4 separate regions of the Mus musculus genome follow, and regions 2, 3 and 4 are each linked to region 1. Evidence: chromatin loops called from intact Hi-C (ENCODE). Cell type or tissue: heart. All regions are shown on one strand. Region 1 overlaps Evpl (envoplakin). Region 2 holds the start of Mrpl38 (mitochondrial ribosomal protein L38). Region 3 holds the start of Wbp2 (WW domain binding protein 2). Region 4 holds the start of Fbf1 (Fas (TNFRSF6) binding factor 1).

Evidence for each region. Peaks named below come from ENCODE experiments on the same cell type or tissue, not always from the same donor. Only the 100,000 strongest peaks of a DNase experiment are listed, where the experiment ranks them.
Region 2: it touches region 1 in a loop (6-fold over the local background); 10 of 42 quality-filtered maps call a loop at or near these places.
Region 3: a loop joins it to region 1, with 2.6 times the contacts of the local background. A loop is called at or near these places in 7 of 42 quality-filtered maps.
Region 4: a loop joins it to region 1, with 3.0 times the contacts of the local background. A loop is called at or near these places in 5 of 42 quality-filtered maps.

The regions. Positions count from the first base shown.
Region 1 is chr11:116,218,102-116,223,101 of GRCm38, reverse strand. It overlaps Evpl (envoplakin), which reads left to right. Exons shown (of 22, transcript NM_025276.3): 22 at 1-2,543. The coding sequence ends at 2,347. It also overlaps the pseudogene Cdk3. Among named protein-coding and RNA genes, the nearest start is that of Gm33250, 4.7 kb to the left of the region's middle. In heart, CTCF peaks have their summits at 1,149 and 3,014 (motif pointing right); DNase peaks (open chromatin) are centred at 1,031, 3,051, 4,181, 4,651 and 2 weaker places; H3K4me3 peaks cover 2,728 bases; H3K27ac peaks cover 3,058 bases; H3K27me3 peaks cover 2,494 bases.
Region 2 is chr11:116,136,611-116,141,610 of GRCm38, reverse strand. It overlaps Mrpl38 (mitochondrial ribosomal protein L38), which reads left to right and starts at 2,743. Exons shown (of 9, transcript NM_024177.3): 1 at 2,743-2,900; 2 at 2,990-3,169. The coding sequence starts at 2,834. In heart, a CTCF peak has its summit at 2,561 (motif pointing left); a DNase peak (open chromatin) is centred at 2,680; H3K4me3 peaks cover 1,622 bases; H3K27ac peaks cover 2,141 bases.
Region 3 is chr11:116,084,636-116,089,635 of GRCm38, reverse strand. Wbp2 (WW domain binding protein 2) reads left to right here and starts at 2,641. Exons shown (of 8, transcript NM_016852.3): 1 at 2,641-2,769. The coding sequence starts at 2,711. In heart, CTCF peaks have their summits at 445 (motif pointing left), 2,003 and 2,671; DNase peaks (open chromatin) are centred at 675, 2,005 and 2,535; H3K4me3 peaks cover 2,320 bases; H3K27ac peaks cover 3,508 bases.
Region 4 is chr11:116,166,098-116,171,097 of GRCm38, reverse strand. It overlaps Fbf1 (Fas (TNFRSF6) binding factor 1), which reads left to right and starts at 2,920. Exons shown (of 31, transcript NM_172571.3): 1 at 2,920-3,546; 2 at 3,870-3,965. In heart, a CTCF peak has its summit at 2,933; a DNase peak (open chromatin) is centred at 2,887; H3K4me3 peaks cover 2,208 bases; H3K27ac peaks cover 2,054 bases.

The DNA.
Region 1 (5,000 bases):
GACTCAGGAGGTGGTGAGGCACGAGAAGAACCCAGAGGTGCTGCGGGAGATCGACCGTCTCAAGGCTCAGCTCAACGAACTGGTCAACACCAACGGGCGCTCTCAGGAGCAGCTCATCCGGCTCCAGGGCGAACGCGATGAGTGGAAGCGGGAAAGGTCCAAGGTGGAGACCAAGATGGTGAGCAAAGAAGTCGTGCGGCACGAGAAGGATCCGGTGCTGGAGAAGGAGGCCGAGAGGCTCCGGCAGGAGGTGCGGGAGGCTGTCCAGAGGAGGCGAGCCACGGAGGATGCTGTGTACGAGCTGCAGAACAAGTTACTGCTGCTGGAGAGGAGGCGGCCCGAGGAGCAGATAGTGGTGCAGGAGGTGGTGGTCACCCAGAAGGACCCGAAGCTGCGCGAGGAGCACAGCCGGCTGAGCCGCAGCTTGGATGAGGAGGTGGGGCGCCGGCGGCAGCTGGAGCTGGAGGTGCGGCAGCTGGGCGCCAGAGTTGAGGAGGAGGAGGCCAGGCTCAGCTTCGAGGAGGATCGCAGCAAGAAGCTGGCCGCCGAGAGGGAGCTGCGGCAACTGACCCTGAAGATCCAGGAGCTGGAGAAGCGGCCCCCTGCCCTGCAGGAAAAGATCATCATGGAGGAAGTGGTCAAGTTAGAGAAAGATCCTGACCTGGAGAGGTCTACAGAAGCTCTGCGGCGCGAGCTGGATCAGGAGAAGAACCGCGTGACCGAGCTGCACCGGGAGTGCCAGGGTCTGCAGGTTCAGGTCGACCTCCTCCAGAAAACTAAATCACAGGAGAAGACCATATACAAGGAAGTGATCAGGGTCGAGAAGGACCCGGTGCTGGAGGGCGAGAGGGCCCGAGTGTGGGAGATCCTTAACCGGGAGCGCGCAGCCCGCAAGGGCCGGGAGGAGGATGTCCGGAGCTTGCAGGAGCGGATCGACCGAGCCGAGGCTCTGAGGAGGTCCTGGTCCCGCGAGGAAGCTGAGCTCCAGAGGGCCCGGGACCAGGCAAGCCAGGACTGCGGGCGGCTGCAGAGACAGCTGCGGGAGCTGGAGCAGCAGAAACAGCAGAAAGCCCGGCAGCTACAGGAGGAGGGGAGGCTGCTTAGCCAGAAGACGGAGAGCGAGCGCCAGAAGGCCGCCCAGCGGAGCCAGGCGGTCACGCAGCTCGAGGCTGCCATTCTCCAGGAAAAGGACAAGATCTACGAGAAAGAGAGGACCCTCAGGGACCTGCACACCAAGGTGAGCCGGGAGGAGCTCAACCAGGAGACCCAGACCCGGGAGACCAACCTCTCCACCAAGATCTGCATCTTGGAACCGGAGACCGGCAATGACATGTCTCCTTACGAGGCCTACAAGAGGGGTGTCATCGACAGAGGCCAGTATCTCCAGCTGCAGGAGCTGGAGTGTGACTGGGAAGAAGTCACAACCTCCAGCCCCTGCGGGGAGGAGTCTGTGCTCCTGGACCGCAAGAGCGGGAAGCAATACTCCATCGAGGCCGCCCTCCGCTGCCGCCGCATTTCCAAAGAAGAGTACCACAGGTACAAAGATGGCCGCCTCCCCATCTCCGAGTTTGCCCTGCTTGTGGCAGGGGAGACCAAGCCGAGTTCTTCACTCTCCATTGGGTCCATCATCTCCAAGTCTCCAGTCTGCTCCCCAGGCCCCCAGAGTACCGGCTTCTTCTCCCCAGGCCTCTCTTTTGGGCTCACTGAGGATAGCTTCCCCATCGCGGGGATCTACGATACAACCACAGACAACAAGTGTAGCATCAAGGCAGCTGTGGCCAAGAACATGCTGGATCCTATCACTGGGCAGAAGCTGTTGGAGGCCCAGGCAGCCACGGGAGGCATTGTTGACCTTCTTAGCCGAGAACGGTACTCCGTACACAAGGCGGTGGAGCGGGGACTCATTGAGAACACCTCCACTCAACGGCTGCTCAATGCTCAGAAGGCCTTCACCGGCATCGAGGACCCTGTCACCAGGAAGAGGCTGTCGGTGGGTGAGGCCATCCAGAAGGGCTGGATGCCCCAGGAAAGCGTGCTTCCCCACCTGCTGGTACAGCACCTGACTGGGGGCCTCATCGACCCCAAGAGGACGGGACGCATCCCCGTCCCTCAGGCTGTGCTCTGCGGGATGATCAGCGAAGACCTGGGCCAGCTCCTGCAAGATGAATCCGGCTACGAGAAGGATCTGACAGACCCCATCACCAAGGAGAGGCTGAGCTACAAGGAGGCCATGGGGCGCTGCCGCAAAGATCCTCTAAGTGGCCTACTACTGCTCCCCGCCATGCTAGAAGGCTATCGCTGCTACCGCGCGGCCTCCCCCACCCTGCCAAGATCCTGTGTGCGTTGATGAGGGGCTCTGCAGAGGGGGAGGGAGAATGCACACGTCACCTTGCCCTGGAGCTGCGTAATCCGAGGCAGCGGGTCCTCCTCCTGAGTGTCCACCTCACTGCGCAATCGTTTGTGGTGTTGGGCTCTGTCCCCAAATATGGGAAGTTCCGTTGTTCCTCCCCACCCCGTGCTTCTAATAAATGGATTATCTCTGTGCCGAGTCTCCTCTCATTTGGGGTTGCGGGGTCAGTGTGTCTGGGGTGTGAGCCCAGAAGCAGTACTGCTTGGGGATTCCCCCACCCCAAAGTATGTGTTGTGTGGGGTAGATGTGCCCAGCTCACCTGCCTGAGAAACAGAAGGTCATGAAAGGAGACCCTGGAAGCCCCATAGCCCCTCAGTTCCTGCCAGAACTGCCTCTAGCTCTCTGTGGAGAGCTTCCCTTTGTTGTCAGACCATGTCCCCCATACGAAGATTGACACCAAAAGCTCAGGAAGAAGTTACATTTATTTTCCATGTGTCACACAGAAGGACATCAACTGCCTATTTTTGATGACGCGACTACTTAGAACACCCTCAGGTGTTGTAACCACTCTTAGGATCAGAGAACTGCCCTGCCCCTCCTCCTGTTTAACTAGGTCCTCTGAACTGGAATTCAACTCTCCCAACAGCCTAAACCAAAAGACCAGCAGAGGGCACCCTCTCTCAGGGGCCATGCTCTGCAGCTGTGCAGTGAAGGCGAAGGGCTAGGGTCTCTTATCTAACCTGACACCTACTGTCTGGTCATTCAGAGGAGTTCTGTGCCCTGCCCCCAATTGGGCAGGGAGCACCTGCATGCCTTTCGAAAGTGCTCCATTAAATCCAACAAACAATACAGGAACTTGCCAACCTGTAGACGACATGAACCCAAGCCCCTCAGGGTCTGTTCTTCCCCAGAAAGGCAGAAAGGGAGGGAGGCAGCTGGCGAGGGTGTGAGGTGGTGGGCCCCACATACGTGTTCTCAGCGGGAGGAACGCCCTGCTGTACATTGTTGGGGTGCTAGGGAGTGTCCAGGAGAGAAGTAGGGATGGGCCAGGGCAGTCTTGGCTGAGATCCGCTGGCTGGGGTCATACTGCAGGAGTCGCTGGGGGAGGAAGGACAAGAGACTGTTGGGTGAAATCAGGGTAGAGAGGGAGTCCCTTCAACAGGTCCCAGGGGGAGGGAGAGCCATGCCTGAAAAGCAGGTCCCCCCCTCCCCCCAAACTGGAATTAGAGTTGACTATGAGACTCCTGGTATGGGTGCTGGGAACTGAACTCTGCAAGAGCAGCCATCTCTCCAGCCCCCAAATAGGGCCTCTTTGTTTGCCAGCACTGCATAGGCCAGGCTAGCTGACCTGTGAGCTCCAGGGATCCCCCTGTCTCAGGCCCCCATCCTGCCCTTGGAGCAGTGGAGTTACAGACTCCTGCTTCTGTGTTCAGCTTTAGGTACCATGACTGGGCCTCAAGAGCCTTACCCACTGAGCCACCCTACCCCCAGGCTTTGTGTGGTTCTGCAGATCTGAAGCCAAGCTCTCATGTTTATATGGCAAGCACGTTGCCAACTGAACCATCTTAGCCTGAGTTCCCCAGCGTTTAAGCCAGGTCTGGACGCTCCCAGAACTGAGGTTAAACAGTTAGTTTTTGAGTCCAGGCCTATGATTCATGGTTCCACCTGCTCCTGCTTGAGAACAGATGTCCAAAGAGTGCGCACTTGTGCTGGGGCAGGATAGACAGAACAAGTGGAGGAGGAGCTAACAGCCTAAGAGCAGGCCTATGCAGCTCACTCTCTGTAGTCACACACATAACCCAGGCAGGGTGCCAGGAAACAGCATTTGAAGGAAAAGTGGCTTTAGCAGGAAGTGCCTGCCATCCTGCTGGCGCTAGGTTGCTAGGCAGCACACATAGCCTTCTGGTGAGGTCACTTTGGCCTCGATGGCGGCCCTGCCCTTTCTTCCCTGGCCCAGCATGGGCAAACCCAGAAATGGGGACATCATGCTTGTGAGCAAACAGGGCTGGCTCTGAGGCCCAGGAGGCAGCTGAAGCATCATCAGTAGGGAGCCAGTGGTCCACAGGTAGGGAAGAGCTGCCCTGCACAGCCAGTCCTATGTGGAGACTGACCTGTGAGAGAGGTGCTATGGGGGACACTGAGGCAGGAGGAGGTGTGGCCTCTGCTCAGAGAACTGCTCCACCCAGATGGGGCAGGAAACCCACAAGAGAGTCAGACACAAAACAACAGCCAAGGCACAAAGCCAAAGCTAACTACTTTTGAGGAGTTTCAAAAGGGAGAGTGGACATTGGATTTATCAGGAGAGCGGCTCCTGACCGGATATATAGAGACAAGCCAAGTGTTTACAAAGGTCAGAGGAGTCCAGTCTCACTTGACTAGTTACATAAGAGGGTGGCTTGAAACAGGGGACCTTCTGCTGCTGCTAGGATGCTGTCCTTGTTTATTGGTACCTACCAGGAGCAGGTCCTTGCCTTCTGGTCCCAGACTAGGCACGATTTCCTCCAGCCCCTTCCTGCTCCATTTGGGGAAGCTACTCTGATAGTCAGGCATCTGGGAGACTCCGGGCCATGTGGCTTCACTGGGGGTCCCCAGGGTGCGAAAGATCCGAAAGAGCTGGTCAATCTCTGAGTCACCCGGAAACAGAGCTTTG
Region 2 (5,000 bases), 81 kb after region 1:
ATCTCCTTGATGCCCCACAGGGGAGAATGTGATATACAAGGCAGGCATGGTACCCGCTGGGACTCAGTCCTCCTAACACATAAGCAGTCCCAAGTTAACCCTGAATGGAGAATCGTGGGTCGAAAGGATCAGCTGGCATTATGGGGCCACCTTGCATTTCTGCCATCTCCCAAAGGGAAAGGGGGTGACTTCCAGCACATGGGATGACAGGCAATGCAAAGAGACTCCCCAAAACCTTGGTCTTCCTGAGTAGTGAAGCGAGCTTAGGAAGAGTGTGAGCTTAGCTGGCTGTGCTAGTGACAGCAGTGATCCCAGCACTCGGGAGGCTGGCTGTGCTAGTGACAGGTGTGATCCAGCACTCGGGAGGCTGGCTGTGCTAGTGACAGCAGTGATCCAGCACTCGGAAGGCTAGCTGTGCTAGTGACGGGTGTGATCCCGCACTCAGGAGGCTGGCTGTGCTAGTGACAGGTGTTATCCCAGCACTCGGGAGGCTGGCTGTGCTAGTGACAGGTGTGATCCAGCACTCGGGAGGCAGGCTGTGCTAGTGACAGGTGTGATCCAGCACTCGGGAGGCTGGCTGTGCTAGTGACGGGTGTGATCCCGCACTCCGGAGGCTGGCTGTGCTAGTGACAGGTGTGATCCCAGCACTCGGGAGGCTGGCTGTGCTAGTGACAGGTGTGATCCAGCACTCGGGAGGCTGGCTGTGCTAGTGACAGCAGTGATCCAGCACTCGGGAGGCTAGCTGTGCTAGTGACGGGTGTGATCCCGCACTCAGGAGGCTGGCTGTGCTAGTGACAGGTGTGATCCCAGCACTCGGGAGGCTGGCTGTGCTAGTGACAGGTGTGATCCAGCACTCGGGAGGCTGGCTGTGCTAGTGACAGGTGTGATCCAGCACTCGGGAGGCTGGCTGTGCTAGTGACGGGTGTGATCCCGCACTCAGGAGGCTGGCTGTGCTAGTGACAGGTGTGATCCCAGCACTCCGGAGGCTGTAGGCTTGAGAATTAGGAGAGTCTGCGACACACTGAAAGATACTGTCTCATAAAAATATAAATAAAAGTGATGCTGGGCAGTGGTCATGTATGCCTTTAATCCCAGCACTCAGGCAACAGGGGCAGGCAAACCTCAGGATTCAAGGCCAGCCTGCTCTACAGAGTGAGTTCCAGGACAGCCAAGCTACACAGAGAACCCTGTCTCAAACACCAATTTGAGGCTGTGAGTAACAATCTAGATGAGAGGGGGCAAGAGTGAGTGTGTCAGAAGACTGCCTGCTGGGGAAGGAGCAGAGGGCAGAACTGCACCTGGTGGCATGAGGGGCACTGGAAGTGCTCCCAGGGACCTTGACATGTGTCAGGAAGATGTGAAGAAGAATTCAAATCTCTGACGTGAGGCAGTGTGGTATCACCACACGCCTGTAATCTCAGCATTTGGGAGGCCATGGTAAGAGGAAGAGGAGTGGACCAAGGCAGGGAAATCAGGAGAGGAGGGAGGGGAAACTGGGGTTTGGGATGTAATATACAAGAAAATAAAAATGACTGTCGTGAGTTCAAGGCTACAAAATAACTGCCAAGTAGGCAGGGGTATATAGCAAAAACCTAGCTCATTTAAAATTAATATTGTTAGAGCCATTGCTTCCAGGCTGGATATGTGTGAATCCTTGTTAGGTCTCTCAAACAGTTGAAATACAAACAAGATCCTCTCTTCAGAGCTTCCCAGACAGGGAGAATCAGAACGAAGAACAGGCTACCTAGCTGAGCAGTCTCCACCCACTCGTGGAGACACCATGACTCTTCAGCAGTACAAGGGCAGAGAGAGGAGCTGGAGAGACTCATATAAGAGGGTTCAGAAACAAAAGGATAAAACAGCAAGTGAGACCATATGAACACCCTGCAAGTGTTCAGTTCCCCTCACACTCAGCAAGAACCCTTCAGTACCCATCAACTCCTCAAGGCAAGGCTGTGGTGTCCTGACCTGTGAACTCCAACACTTGTCAGACAGCAGCTGCTCACTATTGGAGGAATTAGAAGTGATGGTGAGAGGCTTAGCTGCCTGGGTGCTGTGGAATTTAAGCTGTGGCCATTTCTGCTGGATATCGAGACCTCACTGCATTTCACTGTGAGTTCAAGGGTCAGACTTCTGTTAGCAAAAAAACTAGCAGTCATTGGCCTGGATTGGGGATGTCAGGACTTCCTTGAGAGAGCACTTCGGGGCCGGCAGGTCACAGAAGGAGAAGACAACAACAGCAGACACCTTGTGATCTGGGGAGAAGCTGAAGGAGTAGAGCTTTGCTATACTGGAAACTTGAGTTCCAGGGCAGAAGGGCTGAGGCTGGGTCAAAAAGCGGTAGAGAGCACTAGAACTGTGAATTGGAGATGATCAAGAGAGAACAGATGCACCAAGGTGCAAATCCTGCGAAGCGAGCACTATTATTACCTGTTTTATTCCCAAGTCTGACTCCAGAATCCTCCTCTATCAATCCCTGTGTCAGGGCCAGAGGAAGGTGAGTGAGATCCCTGGGGTCAAAACCCATAGTTGTTCTTGAAGCTGTACCTTTGTGCTGCCTCCTAGTGGCAGCTCTCAGCCCCGCGCGATCCAACAGGCATCTTCCGGGCCCGCACTATCAGACCTCTCTTAGACTTTGCGCCAATGGGAAGGTCCCAGGACTTTCAGCATTACGTCAGGAGCTTGAGACCGCGGGGCGGGGCGGGGCGGGGCGGGGGGCGGGGTCTCCCACGGGGCGGGGCTATGGAGGCGGAGCCTCCCGCCGGACGCGCAGGCTTCTCTCCGGCCACCTCTGTCTGGGTCCTACGGGCGTCTTTGGCGACCTGGGGGAAAGATGGCGGCGCCCTGGTGGCGTGCGGCGTTTTTCGGAATTGGGAGATGCCGGGGCTTCAGCACCTCGGGTGAGTGGTGTGAGGTCGTGGAGCTCTTGGGCCTCTGTAGCTCCGGTCGCGGTCCTAAGCCTGCGTGACGTCCCTGTCTGTGCCCGCAGCCTTCCTCAGCCGCCGGACACCCCCGCTCGGGCCCATGCCCAACGAGGACATCGACGTGAGCAACCTGGAGCGGCTGGAGAAGTACCGGAGCTTCGAGCGGTACCGCCGCCGGGCGGAGCAGGAGGCGCGCGCCCCGCACTGGTGGCGGACCTACCGGGAGCATTTCGTGAAGGAGACAGGTGCGGGAGCGACGTATTCTCCCCCAGTTTGGTCCCCGTGGGCCCCCGGAACGAGAAGGACCTGCGTGCCCCTCAGACGTGTAGTTCTGAATTTAAGCAAACGTCCAAGTGATATACGCATAGCTTAATCTGTCTGTAAAACTGAGACTCAGCCGGATGGTGGAGGCCCACGCACTTAATCGCAGCGTTTAGGAGGCAGAGGAAAACGGAGCTCTTGACTTAGGGGCTAGCCTAATCTACACCGTGAGTTTCAAGACAGTCAGAGCACACGGAAAAACCCTGTCTTGGGGATGGAGGTGGTAGTATGGGGTAGTAAAGATGCATTGTTTGAAAACGAAAGAAAATGAAGACAAAGCAAAAAACAGAAAAAATTAACAAAAAAGGAAAAGAAAACAAAACAAAAAGATGCATTATTTGGCTTTTTGGTTTTTGTTGTTTGAGATAGGGTCTTATTAGCCCAGGGTGGCCTTGAACTCACTGTGTAACGAGGATGATGGAGGACTGCCTTGTTCCGCCTCCCAGTTAACTGAGAGTGCAGCTGGGAACCACCAAGGCCTGGCTAGAGATTAGGGCCTCACTATATAGACCAGGCTGGCCTCAACCCACAAATCCACCTGCCTCTCTCTGCCTCCCAAGTTTTGGAATTAAAAGCATTTGCCACCAGCTGGTGCCCCATCTCCTTAAATCTGCCTAAAACTATTACTAACTCTACCCAAGACTTAAGTGTGCAGCCTGGTCTACAAAGTGAATTTCAGGACAGCCAGGGCTAAACAGAGAAACCCTGTCTCGAAAAAACAAAAAAAAAAACAAAACAAAAAAAAAGACTTAGGTGTGTGTTGTGTTCATAACCACCTTTGAATCATGTTTTTCTTTCCTTGTTTTTCTTTCTTTCTTTCTTTGTTGTTGTTTTAAGACAGGGTTTCTCTGTGTAGCCCTGCCTGTCCTGGAACTCATACAGACCACGCTGCCCTTGAACTCAGAGATCTGCCCACCTCTGCATCCTGGGTGCTGGGATTAAAAGTGTGTGCCATCACTGCCCAGTGTTATAATTATTTAATCTCAGTCAGGGGTTTCTACTCACCTTTGATCATTCAACTCCTAGATACAAGTCACAAAGCCTTAAAGCACTAGAGCTGGGCACATATCTACTCAATACTGTTATGTCTACTTCTCTGCCAGTAACCCCGAGATATGACACTTCCTCCAGCTGGACTGCCCTCATGGCCAGTTTTCATGGTCCCTAACCCCATGGCATCTTCTGTGTCCACTTTCTCTCTCTCCCTCCCTCTTAGTCCCCACCTCAGACACCCAGCCTGGGAACCAAAATCCCACCTAGCTCCCTTCTGCTCAGCTGTAGGCATCGTTATTCACCAATCAGGGATAACTTTGGGGGCAAGGTTACATAGCATCACTTGTGTCTAGGGTCTACCTGAGAATCCCTTCTCCCTGGGGGCAACCAGAGCCAGTATTTAGCATTGCAATACACAGCAACAGACCAAACCTCCATAGCCCAGCTACCTTTGAGTCATTTGAAAGGTGATTCTGATAACCAGTTAGGAAACCCATCTGCCTCAGTTTCCCACGCTGGGACCCAGTCTGGGGTCCAGATGCCAGAGTTTTACTTTATATCTCATTTGCTGTATGGCTGAGCCCTGTTCAGTTCCGGGAAGCAGACTGCATAGGTCAGCTTAGTGGGTCAAGTGTTTCATCCTTTCCTGGAGTATCAGGGGGACAGAACTAGATAAAGTCAGGCTGCTCAACAATGATGTTTGATTTGGGGCCGGGGTGTTGGTCCAGTGAGGAAAAGTGTCTGCTGTACTCACCCCACCCT
Region 3 (5,000 bases), 130 kb after region 1:
TAGAGCACAGAGAAACCTTCTCTCAAAAAAATCAAACCAACAAAACAAACAAGGAAGTTAAAAAAAAAAAAGAAAAGAAAAGAAAAGAAAAGAAAAATAACTAATTAAAAACATTCTTAAGAAATAAGTTGAGGAAGCCAGGCGTGGTGGCGCACGCCTTTAATCCCAGCACTTGGGAGGCAGAGGCAGGCAGATCTCTGAGTTCGAGGCCAGCCTGGTCTACAGAGTGAGTTCCAGGACAGCCGGGGCTACACACAGAAACCCTGTCTCGAAAAAAACAAAAACAAAAAAACAAAAAAACAAAAACAAAAATAAAAAAATAAAAAAGTTGAGGGCTGGAGAGATGTCTCAGCGGTTAAGAGCACTGACTGCTCTTCCTAAATTCAATTCCTAACAACCACATGGTGGCTCATAACCATCTGTAATGGGATCTGATGCCCTCTTCTGGTGTGCATGAAGACAGCTACACTGTACTCATATAAAATAAATAAATAAATAAATCCTTAAAAAAAGAGGAAGCTGAGATAAAGCAAAGATACCTGTGCTAACCTACCCGTAAATATTCCTATCTACAGAGAACAGAAGTGTTGATCAGGAAACACCAGTCTGGCCAGGCCAATCCAACAATTCGCTCAAGGAAGCAGGCTTTTGGCTTTATGGAGTCAAGTGGTTGGAAACTGGCCCAAACAAGGCTGTTCGTAAGTTGTCTGCCCAACATAACAATCAGGTTAAGAGGAAAAAAACCAGTGACTTCAGTGAGTCTCAACCACCGAGAGGTGTTATCAGAGCCTAGAAACGTGTTCCCTCTCAGAGACTCGGGTCCTGAGATGAACTCTGCACCCGTCCTGTTAGCAACACTCTGAGTGTCAGGAAAGATCCTCAGGTTCCGGGAAAGGATTTCCCTCTTTTTCTCTTCTTCTTCTTATTTGCGTGTGTATGTGTGTGTGTGTGTGTGTGTGTGTGTGTGTGTGTGTGTGTGTGTGTGAATGTAGGTACCCAAAGAAGCCAGAACAAGATACCAGACTGCCTGGAGTGGAGTTACAGACCATTGTCCATTGTGAACACCTGATTCGGGTGCTGGGACTAAAGGCGTGTGCCACCAGATGTGGCTATGGATTTTCTTTTACTGGATTTGTTGCTGTTTTATCTTTGTGGGACAGAGTCGCTGGACGGTTTGGAATTGAATACACAAACAAGGAGCCAGGGCTCAAACCCCCAGCCGTCCTCTCACCTCTGATCCCTGATTGCGTCATTACTAATACCCATCTTGGACTATGCTCTTTAAAAACTGCTGGGCTGGCTAGGGACATAGTCCAGCTTAGAACAGTGCTTTTCGTGATGTGCATGAATACTGGACTCAACTGATCATCATAACTTTGTAAACCCAGGCTCGGTGGTACACACCTGTAATCTCAGGACTCTTTCTCAAAAACCAAACAAACAAAAATCTGTAGCCATTTGACTTTTATTAGTGTGCACCTAGAAAAACAAACAAACAAACAAACAAACAAACAAACAGACAAACAACCCCAAAGCGAACAGAAGGGTCTCTTGCACTGTGAGTTAATAATGTACCTGCCATTTCCCAGAACTGTTTTACTCTGCAGCTGAGGCTGGTCTGGAAATCATTATGCAGCCCAAACTGGCCTCAAATCTGTGGCAATGTTCCAGGATGTAGGGCACCATGCTGTCTGCTTCAAACCAAACACTGGTGTCTTAAGGTTAAGGGTAGGTACGCTAAGATGCCACCCAGAAACTGAAGAGTTCTCCCAACCCTCGACAGCCCTGCGAAAGATACAACTCAGAGGTGGAGTTTAGATTCACTACAGCGCAGTGGGGAGACACCCACTAGCAGAAACGAGTCAGTGGTATTTTCAAAGTCCTACCTGGCGGTTGGTCATGTGCTTTGTCAGTCCACTCAATTATTCTAGGTCCTGTTTAAACCCTGCTGTTTAACTTCTGCAGCGGGATCCGCTAGATCAGAGCAGGAAGCAGCGCCATCGCGAGGCGGCAGGCGGCAGGTGCTGGGCGGGGAAGAGGGTGGGGAGCGGACCGCTCAGTCCCCAGAAGTTCACAGTCCGACTCTGGGTCCGGGATCTGGATCTGGGTCGATTAAAGTGGCGTATTTTATTTTTTTCGGGCTTTGCCAGTCCACTGTAGAAGGGACTGCATCTCGCACTGCTCTGTAAGTTTGCAATGAATACCCAAATGTAAGCGCGAACTACTCATGACAGTTGCGGAAATGAAGACGGCTGGTTACGTAATGTTTAAATGTACCATACACCAGATCATCAAATTTAAGTTACATTTCTTCGATTGAGTTTGCTTAACATGAGGAAGCTAGGATGAGAGAGGCGTACAAATGTTTAAGTAGTCTTGTAAATATAATCTCTAGCCTGGCCTATAATATAAAAAAAGACTACAAATTCCAGAATGCACTCGTCACTAAACGCAGGGCGAGGCCGCGGTTGCCGGACCACTGCCTGCTGGGAATTGTAGTTGGCTGCTTGTTTGTGATGCAGGTGCAACTTGGGGGAGGGAGAGCGGGAGTAAACTCTCCCCACGTGACAGTCCAGATCAGGTGGTTGGTCAGCCTGCGCGCAGGAACTATGATTGGCTGACTGTAATACGAACGACGCCACTAGAGGCGGGCCAAAGACCAGCGCAAGCGCAGAGCGTTGCGAGTCTCGGGACCCCAGTGGGAGAGACTATGGCGCTCAACAAGAATCACTCAGAGGGCGGCGGAGTGATCGTCAACAACACTGAGAGGTGAAAACACGGCGGAAGGATCCTGGAGACTTGAAGGGCGGGTGTCGGCCACTGTGTGTGGTGGGCGGTGGGATATGGTGGAGAAGGAAATTGATGGAGCGCTGTGGGGGGGGGGGCGTGGGGGGGGAGGAAAGAGGGAGAAAGGGGTGGTAACGGCCGGAGGCGGGGCTGGAGGGAGTGGGTGGGTCGTTGGGGAGGGCCGGAGTGCTGATCAGCTGGGGTGATGGGTGGGGGTGGGGCCAGAGAATGGTGTCAGGGTTTGTTTGGGAAGCCGAGTGAGGCCCACGGGTGATTTCTTGAACCCCTTCCCAAACGAAGTCTTAAAACATAGTTGCTATTTATTAGGCGTTCACTACGTCTTTACTATGCTGCGTCAGCTCTACCTTAGGTAATACATAATCCTGTGCCGCAGAAACTATTAGACACATTTTACAGGTAGGGCAAGTGACGCCTAATGAGGTTAAAATAACTTAGACCATTGTGCTGTGAGTAACAGAAGGGGAATTGAAGGAAGGTAACTTGGCCCCAAAGTCAATAGGCTTAACTACTCCTGTACAGTTTTCTCGTATATTCCAGAACTTCTCAAGTTCCAAAAGAAAGGCTGAGGCCCTAGAGGTGGTGGAACTAAATGTCTGTCAACTACTTAACCCGGTGACCCTTATAAAGGCTTGTCTCTTGCCTGGTTCTCTTGAATTCTTAATGGCTTGTGTCAGTTCCCCGAACAAAGGTCTCCCAACTTTAAGATTCTTTTTTTCTCTCCCCTCCTTGAACTGCTGGGCTTCTCTGTTCCTCTTGTTTCTTGTTCCTTGGAATTCTGACTCTCCTGACTTGCACTATCCGGGCTTGGATTAACTTGAGAGCCAAGAGAGACATGATGGAGGTCAGAGCCCACACCCAGTGTAGACAGGCACCCATCTTGGGACTTGTCACCTGGGAAGCTGACTCAGAGGAGAAGGTGGCAGTGACAAGGCCAGGTTCTGCTGACCTCGTGTGCGTAGGTCTTGGGAAGGGGCTGGCCAGCACATGTGCCTGGTGACCACTTCTTTAACCTGAGCTGCCCCTCTTTTATTGCACCAAGAAAGGATATTTGGGACAGGAGGAGACAGCTGAATGGAACCATACGAACTCAAACCTTTTTATCTTGTAATCTGAGAAACCTTACATTGTTTTCTGGTATACTTTGTCCAGTTCTTTGGCTGAGCCAAGTACTCTGATGCCATCTAATGACTGTCCCCACTTCTACCAGTCTCTCTGGTTTTTGAGGTATGGTTTCATTCCTGTAGCCCAGGTTGGCCTTGAATTTGAGGCAGTCCTCCTACCTCAGGCTTTTAAGTGCAAGGAATTCACCAGGGCTCTTTAGTTTCATTATTTGGGAGTGATTCCTTTTTGTTTGTTTTTCCAAGACAGTGTTTTTTGTGTAATAGAGCCCTGGCTGTCCAGGACTCACTAGGTAGTCCAGGCTGGCCTTGAACTTACAGAGATTCACCTACCTCTGCCTCCTGAGTGCTGGGGTTAAAGGCATGTGCTACCATACTGGGAATTTTTTGTCTCTTAAACTGAGTCTTACCTAGGTGGTATCTACCCTCCTGGGCCTCAGCACCTGGTTCATAGCTCATTGCTACCAGTAGGGTTCTAAGGAATAACTTGAGCCACACTTCTGAAACAAATGTGTCAGCAATAATTGAAGTTTAAGTATGATGCTCAAACTTTGGAATTTAAACTTGTAAACATTAATCTTTAATTCACAAACCACTGATAGAGATAAGAGCTGTGAACTTGCCGGGAGGTGGTGGTGCATGCCTTTGGTCCCAGCATTCAAGAGGCAGAGGCAGGCAGATCTCTGTGCGTTCAAGGCCAGCTTGGTCTACAGAGTGAGTTCCAGGACAGCCAGAGCTACACAGAGAAACCCTGTCTCCAAAAGAAAAAAGAAAAAGAAAAGTTGTGAACTCTTCCCAGAGAATTGAGTACATACACACACAAAGACACACACGCACTCGCGCCCCTATCTTAAGGGCTTTATGTGCAGAAGTTTTCTGCTGCTGCAGCTAGAGAAGCTTGGACTAGGGGCTGGAGAGCTGGTTTAGCAGTTAGAAATACTTCCTGTTCTCCCAGAGAACCCAGGTTTAGTTCCCAGCATCCATATGGAACAGCTCACAACCACATGTAACTCCAGCATCAGGGGGTCCAAAGCAAATATAGAATCATATCTTTTACATACATACATATATACA
Region 4 (5,000 bases), 52 kb after region 1:
AAGTCATCGTGGGCCGTTTTGTTTTGTTGTTGGTTTTTTGTTGTTGTTGTTTTGTTTTGTTGTTTTATTTTTGAGACAGTTTCTCTGAGTAGCCCTGGCTGTCCGCTGCCTCCCAAGGACTGGGATTAAAGACATGTACCGTCACTACCCAGTTTCATATTTTAATCTTAATTCCTGGCTTTCCTCCCCTGCACAGCTTTTACTTGCAGCCTAGAACTTTACAAAGTCATCACCTAGAGGGATCTTCATAGGAAGTGAATTAGGTACAGGATCAGGAGCTTCCTCGGTGACAGGTTCCCGAGAGAGGAAGGCCCAGGAGATCAGGAAATAGGAACATTTGGGGTCAGTGTCATGGGGCATCCACCAGAGAAGACTCTGCTCCAACCTGGCTTTAAGCCAATAGGAAGTCCTTATTAGCTGGCTGGCAACTACACTGGGTGTTTGGGATCCCAGTGTAGCCCTCAGCCTTTCTCAGAATGAGCTTTTAAACACAAAAACAATGTTCTGGGTTGACATACTTCAGTTAAGAACAGTCAGGGGCTGGTGAGATGGCTCAGTGAGTAAGAGCACCCGACTGTTCTTCCGAAGGTCCAAAGTTCAAATCCCAGCAACCACATGGTGGCTCACAATCACCCGTAATGAGATCTGATGCCCTCTTCTGTACTGTCAGACAGCTACAGTGTACTTACATTAAATAAATAAATAAATAAATAAATAAATCTTAAAAAAAAAAAAGAAGTCAGAAGGGGAACTACTACAGAATCCAAAAGGCAAGGTTAGTACATTGAGACTTTCTCAGAACTATGGACTTTGATGGATTAGGTCTTGGTTTTAGTGTTGACAGGTGGTGCTGTCTGCTCACTGAATGTTATAGCCTGAATGGTACTTCCATCATGGAGTCAGTTTTGGGGCCTATTAAGTCTGGGGCCCTGTTACAGTTTGGAGGTCTCATTCGAGCTCTATCTTAACTAATCATCTAACCTGTAAGGAAGGCTTCCCAGAGGCCCCATGAAAGGAAAAAAGGATTGCTAGTTCTGTGTCCTTGCCCAGGGGCAGACTTGAGGTCTAGTCTGAGGCTGGGGCCAGGGCCTTGAAGGATTGAGGATTCAGTTTGTGGGAATTTGACTTTTTCTTCCTAAAGAGTGTGAGTTGGGGCTGGTGAGATGGCTCAGTGGGTAAGAGCACCCGACTGCTCTTCCAAAGGTCCAGAGTTCAAATCCCAGCAACCACATGGTGGCTCACAACCATCCGTAACAAGATCTGACTCCCTCTTCTGGAGTGTCTGAAGACAGCTACAGTGTACTTACATATAATAATAAATAAATCTTTAAAAAAAAAAAAAAAAAAAAAAGAGTGTGAGTTATCATTCCCAAGACACTCCTGTGCTTGGTCTGTGGTGTCCCTGAGAGAACCTGTGTCCCTCTTATGTGATGTCCCTGAGAGAACCTGTGTCCCTTTTATGTGATGTCCCTGAGAGAACCTGTGTCCCTTTTATGTGGTGTCCCTGAGAGAACCTGTGTCCCTCTTATGTGATGTCCCTGAGAGAACCTGTGTCCCTTTTATGTGATATCCCTGAGAGAACCTGTGTCCCTCTTATGTTATGTCCCTGAGAGAACCTGTGTCCCTTTTATGTGGTGTCCCTGAGAGAACCTGTGTCCCTTTTAGGCAGCACTGCTTGATTAGCTTCCGGCCGACATCATCCGTGGTATGGTTGCTTTCTCCTGAGTCTGTTCCATTTCCCTCCTACAAACTGTATACAAGATTCTCCCTCCCCTCCTCTTCCACCTCCTCCTCCTCCTCTTCCTCCCCCTTCCTCCTCTTCCTCCTCTTCCTCCCCTCTCCTCCTCCTCCTCTTCCTTCCCCTCCTCCTCCTCCTTTCTCCCCCTCCTCTTCCTCCTCCTCTTCTTCCTCCCCCTCCTCTCCCTCCTCCTCCCCCTCCTTGTCCTCCTCCTCCTCTTCCTTCTCCTCCTCTTCTTCCTTCTTCTCTTCCTCCTCCTCTTCCTTCTCTTCTTCCTCCTCTTCCTTCTTCCTTCTCCTCTCTTTCCTTGTAAGACAGGTGTATTAGCTGATTTTGTGTATAACCTGACACACCCTAGAGTCATCAGAGAGGAAAAAGCATCAGATGAGTAATTGCCTTCATGAGATCCAGCTGTAAAGCATTTTCTCAATTAGTGATCAATGGGGGAGGGCCTAGCCCATGGTGAGTGGTGCCATCCCTGGGCTGGTAGTCTTGGGTTCAAGGCACTAAGTTCTTTTCTATAAGAACACATGAAGTTGGGGAGGAAACAGCTATGGGAAGATTTGGAGCAGGTACAATAGTACAATGGAGGGTGGACTCGATCTAAACATCAGCACATATAAAACAATTTTTTAAAATTAAATTTGTAGAGAGTTGGAGCATCTGTGTTGGCAGAGCACCACCTTGCCTCTGGCTAGAGATTTATTTACTCCTTCTTTGGATTGCACCTAAGAAAGTGTGTTGTGTTAATTCCGAGACACTATTATGTAGCTGGTCTCAACAGCCAGTTTTGACCTAGGAAATTGACAATCTAGGTCTAGCCTAGGTTTCAAACGCTATGATTCTGGGCGTGGCATGTCCACTGTGTGCCTTTGTTGATAGTTTTGGGTCTTCTGACAGAGCAGCTTTGACCTTATGATTGATCAAGAAGAAGATCATGGTCACCAATTAGCCCTCCGAACTTGAGGAACTCCCTTGCACCTAGTCGGGAGATGCTTTCCCCGCGCTTCACGGGAGTGACGTTGAGACAGCTCCTAGCAACTCGCGGAGCATCCAACAGACGCCTTGCCCCCGCTGCGGGGCACGCTGGGAGATGTAGTCCTTCCGGTCAAGTCCTGTGGTTCGGCCCGCTAGTGAACGGGCGACGGACTACAGTTCCTAGAATCCTCCACGCCACCGTCTATTTGAGGCCAGAGGCTGCGAGGTGGGACTGTCGCCGGCGGAGAGGTGGTAGGCCTGGCCGAACGGAGCGCACTGAGTGGAGTCGGAACCCTGGGATCTGGTTGGGCTTGGTTTCCGTGGCCTTGTTTCTGAAAGGACAGCTCTTAACAGGGCCCCTAGGGACTAGGGAGAAGCTCGGCTGTGTCTGGATTCAGACGGGATGGGCGCGCGGGGGATGGAACATTGAGAGGCACAATGCCTGGCCTGGCGCTACACTCCGGGACCCGCTGTGGCTGAGGGGCGGGCTCGCGGATTTTAAAATGCCTTCATGGAGTTGGTTGAATATGTGAAGACGTGACAATATTCTGGAACACTTTGGCCATTACAAGCTGCCCCTAGAAAATGTACCCCCGGCCCTGTCTGGGAAGCTGCGACGGAATGCATAGGAGATAGCAGAAATTCTTTGATGTGATATGAGCGAAAACGCGTTTGGACTTGTAGATCGCTAAAGTTGCCATTGCACAGGAGAAACACAAGCATTCCCCTGTGTCCACAACCCCAGATACACTTTGCATTTTAATAAGAGACTAGGCACACCGAGAAGACAGATGAGCGCCCCAGCTGCCTTTCTTCCTAGGCACGTGAAGGTGGGTTTGGGTGAAGTGTAAGAGACAAAGAGGAGGTAGGAAATGCTGAGAAATTCTGTTCCCTGTATGAAATGTTTATCATATGTGAACTCACTGTCAGGCTTTGTGCTAGATGCAGCCTATAGAGAGTTTCCTGGCAAGGGATTTGAGTCCGGATGTGGTTTCTCTTTCCAAATGGCTCCACTTGTCACCACTTCCAGGGTAAAGGATATGGTCTACTTTTAAAATACTCTCCAAGCCAAGGAAAGGCCGATAAGTGAATAAGGAATCCTCATGTATTCTCTCTCCCTCCCACCCCTCCCCCAATCTGTTTCTTGCGGCAGGAGCTTACCCTAGCCCAAGAATTCACTATATATATCATTCAAGCTGGCCCCTAACTCAGCAATCCTGCTTCAGCCTCCCAAGTGCTGGGATTGCAGGTATGAAGCACTGCCTAACTTTTTCTTCTTTTTAAAATTTTAATTTTATGCGTATGGGTGTTTTGTCTGTGTGTCTGTCTGTGCACCACATGCATGTCTGGGCAATCAAAAAACACATCGATCCATTCATCTGTCCCCGATGGGAGTGACAGTTTGTAAGCCCCTATGGGTACTGGGGATCCAGTCCAGCTCAAATACTCATCTCTGTCTCTTTTGATTTGTTTGTCAGGGTTTTTCGGTGTAGCTCTGGCTGTCCTAGCAGTCACTCTGTAGACCAGGCTGGCCTCAAACCCAGAAATCCACTTGCCTCTGCCTCCTAAGTGCTACCACCTCCAGACTGCTTTTTCTATTACATACCTCAGGTTGGCCTAGAACTTGTGATTTTCCTGCCAAGTTCTAGGGTTGCCGCTAAGTGTGTATGATCATACCCACCTCAGGAATTCTTTTTGAACTTTACTTACTCATCTGGCGTAGTGGAGCACACACGCACATGGAGGTAAAAGGAAGACTTGCAGGAGTCAATTCTCTACCTCCATAATGCGTGTCCTGGGCTATCCAACTCAGATAGGCAGGCCTGCTGGCAATAGCACCTTTACTCACTGAATGGCATTCAATTCAGGAATTCTGGGATTATAGAAATAGGTTTGACCAATTCCTGGCTGTCCTGGAACTTGCGCTGTAAACCAGGCTGGCTTCACGCTCTGAGATCTGCCTGCCTCTACCTCCTGCGTGCTATGATTAAAGGCATGAACCACTGCTACCCTGCTGGGTTTTGATCTCTTAAGTGAAGGATTCTTAAGAGCCTTGGAGCCAAGCACTGGGAAATGCTGAATTCTACCTTTTATTTATGTGTATTTATTTATTTTTGAGACTTGCGTAGCCCAGGTTGGCCCTGAATTTGCTATGTAGCTGAGGATAGCCTTGAGATTCGGGATTTTTTTTTAACCTCTTCCCAAGTCCTGGTATTTCAGCATTATGCTGTGTCCAGATTTTGTTTTTAATTCTATGAATGTGTGTGTGCATGTGGGTGCAGAT